Linked DNA regions of Homo sapiens: region 1 is linked to region 2. A link is a loop called in an ENCODE intact Hi-C map of the cell type or tissue named here. Cell type or tissue: HepG2. All regions are shown on one strand.

Region 1 (2,500 bases), 1.2 Mb before region 2:
GAATTGCCTGGTTAGGCTCTGGCCACCCACAATTCTGAACTGAAATAATTGGGTAAATAATCATCCTACTTGCTTTTATTTATCTTTCTTAAATATATGTATAGCTCCCATTTATTTCAGTGTTAAATATTAGAAGGCTTTCACCTTTATTTAGAAGTTTCATGATGTTTTTTGACTAGAAATATGCCGGAGTAACTTGACTCTTCTTTATATCAATCAGCCTGTAGTAAATTCGTTTCATTATACAACACTTCACTTAAAGTCACAGTTTCCAAGACCCATTGATGACACTAAGTGAGTACTTACTGTATATTTATTAGGTATATATGCAAGATTATATAATGTCATAAATACATAAGATACAAATATACACAAGATACATACATATACATAATACATGCATATGCTGTGGTGGTCACTGAGTGTCTGAGGCCGGCACATAGGTGATAAAAGAATTTACTAAGACAGTAATGAGTTTAGAAAGGCAGATTTGTTTCGAGAAAAGGGGAAAATATGTTGCAAGAGAGCAGTAGGCAAGACAGCAGAGGGAAAGCTGCCTGCAAAGAGGCAGGGGCTGGAGGAAAATTTTTTAAGGTCGTGCTGCTTAAGCTGAGTACTTGCAGACAGCATGCAGGTGGGCTGTGAGCTAGGTGCTTGTAAAAGGATGCTTAGATGCTAGTGAGCCATTTGAGGTTGACCCTGTTTCTTAGAACATTTGCTCCCCTCTACCCTGTTTCTGTTCCTGCCAGCAAAACCCATTTTTCAATTTTCTTTTAACTCCTTAGGGCTACACATTTCCCTCCTGACAGAACAACAGTGACAAATCTGTGCTATTTGGGTAGAGGTCTCATCTTCCAACTACTTTCTGCTACCCTGGGCATAGAACTGACCATTCCTAAGGTTGTTGGCTTGTCAGGGGATGCTCTGAGTCATTGTCTTGGGTTATGGTACTTAAATTGTTGGGCATAGCTGGAGGATGGGACTCAGGGAGAAGAGGATGTCCATAAGGAACTGACGTCCAGCGAAGTCTAAAGGAGAATCGTGGAGGTGTCTGGGTATCATTGGCTGATACTCTTGCATCCTTAGAAGCTTGGTGTGCAACTGCTGCATTCTGGAAGAAACAAATTTAACCAGGGTAAGTTAGAGACAGGGAGTTGGGGTATGAAATAAAACTGCCTGAAGGGGGAGCCTGGCTGCCACTTTTACTTATTTGTCAGCCCCGTTGTTCTTAATGAAGATTTCATCATTGTTCTTCTGATAGGCTTTGCAGTGAAAGATACTGCCTGTGTAGGAAGTATAATTGCCTCCAATAGGGCCATAAATTCAGGAGCATGTTTAATTAGAGTATCTTGGGCTGTTAAAAATCCTCTTTTCCAGCAAATAGCATCATGAGCATGTACTACATGAAAGCATGGGCTGAGTCTGTAAATTTTAAGCCTCATGCCTGCTCCCAATTGTAAGGCTAGAGTTAGAGCAATGAGTACTGAATTCTGGGCTGAGGTGGTGCCTGATTTTTCTATTAGGGGCTGTATTAGTCCGTTTTCACACTGCTGATAAAGTCATACCAGCGACTGGGCAATTTACAAAAGAAAGATGTTAACTGAACTTACAGTTCCGCCTGGCTGGGGAAGGTCTCACAATCATGGAAGAGGGTGAAAGACACTTCTTACATGGTGGCAGCAAGAGAGAATGAGGGAGAAGCAAAAGCAGAACCCCCTGATAAACCCATCAGAGCTCATGAGACTTATTCACTATCACGAGAATAGCATGGGAAAGACCAGCCACTATGATTCAATTACCTCCCCCTGGGTCCCTCCCACAACATGTGGGAATTCTGGGAGATAAAATTCAAGTTGAGATTTGGGTGGGGACACAGCCAAACCATATTATTCTGCCTCTGGCCCCTCCAAATCTCATGTCCTCCTATTTCAAAACCAATCATGCCTTCCCAACAGTTCCCCAAAGTCTTAACTCAATTCAGCATTAACCCAAAGTCCACAGTCCAAAGTCTCATCTGAAACAAGGCAAGTCCCTTCTGCCTATAAGCCTGTAAAATCAAAAACAGGTTAGTTACTTCCTAGATGCAATGGGGATACAGGCATTGGGTAAATATGGCCATTCCAAATGGGAGAAATTAGCCAAAACAAAGAAGTTACAGGCCCCATGCAATTCCAAAATCCAGCGGAGAAGTCAAATGTTAAAGTTTCAAATGATGTTTTTTGACTCCCCATCTTGCGTCCGGGTCATGCTGACGGAAGTGGTGGGTTTCCATGGTCCTGGGCAGCTCCACCCCTGAAGCTTTGCAGGGTACAGCCTCCCAGCTGCTTTCATGGGCTGATGTTGAGTGTCTGTGACTTTTCCAGGTGCACGGTGCAAGCTGTTGGTGGATCTAACATTCTGGGTTCAGGAGGATGGTAGGCCCCTTCTCACAGCTCCACTAGGCAGTGCACCAGTACGGACTCTGCATGGGGGCTTTGACCCCACATTTCCCTTTTGCACT
Region 2 (2,500 bases):
TGAGACAGTGGGAGCCTGGTTTGGGTTTCAGGGTCTAGGGCAGCCATGTTCTCTGGAACATCAGAGACAGTGAGGATCCCAACAAAGCATGCAAAGGACTAAGCAAGAAAAGATGACAAGAGAGAGCCTAAATTCACCAAGACAAAGGAGCCGTGGAGGTCTGGAACAGGAGGAAGGAGTGAACATGAGGCTGAAGAGAATCCTACTAGAGGGGGATGGCAAGGTGAGCCCAGTTTAAATGACTCGAAAAATACACCATGTACGTAAGAGACCACACAGATATCCAAGAGTAGCCAGAGGAGGTATCATGTGTCCTTCATCCAAGGGTAGTAGGTGGTTCAGGCTGGTCATGGACGGCTTTCGTCAAGGCTTCACAACCTGCAAAGCTCAGGCTAAGTGTTCTGCATGCAACATGTTATTTAATCTTCACAGCAACCTTCCATCTTTATCAAATCCTCAGTTAGAAAAATAGTATTTATGGAGAATTGATGGGTTCTAAATTGTATCCTTCAATTAAATTAGACAATCAGAAAGCTACACTCCAAGAAAGTGTTTTGGGACGCATAATGCTCACTCTGCCCCCTCCATCTTAAACTCTTCTGACAGAATAGCATTGCGGTGTTACCTATCAGCTGCTGTAGGAAGCAGTCATGTGAAAAGTATCATTGGGTGTAATGTAAGGAAATTACTTATCACCTTACACAATATCTCCTTCATAAGTTCCTAAAGGATATAATTCCTAGTCTTCATACTATATGGTACCTTTCCTAACACCTGGCTTGTTTTTCTGTTATGGACATTGGGTTATGCAACTGGTCCTGTTTCTCTATTTGCATTGACTGCTGGGAAGCTCCAGGCCAGATTTGTACCCCAACTTCATCCCATTCTTTTTTCTCTACTGTTTTAAATTTAAGCATGTTTTACCTTTTTTATCTTATAAAGTTTTGTACATTATTTAAAACACTTTTTGTACAGGCCATGTATAAATACAGAGATAAATACAAATGTACATTATCTAAAAGTGCTATGGCCAAATTTCAAAAACAGTACAGGCAGTAAGAGTTTCATGTACACTTAATTGAAATTAGTGAAATTCTTGTCCCTTGTTAACATTATGTCTTGTTAAAATTTATAAGTAACCCAGTTTTCCTGCTTCACATTTTTATTAAGGAAATTCATTTTCAACTTGCCAGAAACCTGAATTTCTTTATTCCTCTTAAGAGAAGGCAAGCCTTCTGATTTATGTGGAACAACTTCTCCATCTATTGGCACAATTTAATATTGCAAATAATAAATCTCTTGAAATCAAATGTTTTCTTGTTAGTCTATGGAGAAGTTTTTCCCCCATTAAGCCTCTCAAAAAGTTTCCACTGTAATAATTAAATATATCTCCCTTGCATTAATCCCTTTGCCTTCAGGATTTAATAAACTTATAGATATTAAATTCATGCATATCACCAGGAAGTTTCCAGAAGCTTCCTGGATCACCATCTCCACCTCCCAAGGGAAGCCAGGCCAAATTTTCCAAAATAAGATATAAAGTATGAAGCCATATTGTGCAAAGATTTAATCTAAAACAGCTTAGAATATGATAATCATTTTAAATCATGTTTAAGGGCTGAGTGAAGTATTAGAAACACCAACATTTCAATCCTCACTTTGGAATAGCTTACAAGTAACAAAACATATGAGTATACAAAGGGCCAGTCAATTTTATAAGTATGTATTCGACTAATACTGAAAATTGAGACTGAACCAGTCTTGCCATTCCTCACCCAACAACAAATCCCTACCTTCGAGGAACTAATTCTCTTCCTCTGACAAGGTAATCCTACCTTCTCTTAAACAAAACACATCATCCTTGAAATCTTTGAAACCATAAAATGTCTTCAAAATCCCCATGATGTTCCAATTTCTGTATGACTTTACACATCCATAGTAAATTCACTAATATGTACACCTCTTGTGTTATTACCCTGACCTGCACTTAAAACCCAACTCAAGTTACCTTTACCTTCATGACTTCATATGTAAATGAAAATAACAGTAATTCTTTTGTAGGATTGTGGTGAGGATTAAATAAGGTAATATTTTTTAAAATACCTAGCACTTTGTAGACAATAAATGGCAGATTTTTAATAGTAATTGTAGTTGTAAAAAGAAGAAAAGGCTTTGTCATACTTCCCCATAAGTACCTTGAACTCTCAGTCCTTCTCATATGGAATGTCTGGCCTGAAGAAACAATTGAAGAGGACTTGAAAGCAGGGAGGTTCACAAATAGCAAGAAATAATAAGGATCTTGATGAAGACTATGAAGCTTCCAACAGGAAGAGGAAGCAAATTTTAAGAAGCAGGTCCCCTCTTCCTCCTCCAGTCTCCCAGTCTCCCTCTAGTGCCCCCACTGGGGGAGACTTGCAAGGAGCAGCCAGCGAAGCAGAAATGAAGAGCGCTGAGTCCCAGCCACTGCAACACAAGGCAGAGGGTAGAAGGACTGCCTTGG

The links. Hi-C counts contacts between places; a loop is a spot of excess contacts. Peaks named below come from ENCODE experiments on the same cell type or tissue, not always from the same donor. Only the 100,000 strongest peaks of a DNase experiment are listed, where the experiment ranks them.
Region 1: it touches region 2 in a loop (11-fold over the local background); 10 of 110 quality-filtered maps call a loop at or near these places.

What each region holds. Positions count from the first base shown.
Region 1 is chr9:31,118,902-31,121,401 of GRCh38, forward strand. LOC105376009 (a long non-coding RNA gene) reads right to left here. Exons shown (of 3, transcript XR_929539.2): 3 at 153-1,111. Among named protein-coding and RNA genes, the nearest start is that of LINC01243, 260 kb to the right of the region's middle. In HepG2, a CTCF peak has its summit at 1,172 (motif pointing right); no DNase peak of the experiment used is centred here.
Region 2 is chr9:32,349,637-32,352,136 of GRCh38, forward strand. LOC107987059 (a long non-coding RNA gene) reads right to left here and starts at 2,388. Exons shown (of 3, transcript XR_001746645.2): 1 at 2,196-2,388. In HepG2, CTCF peaks have their summits at 1,252 and 2,390; no DNase peak of the experiment used is centred here.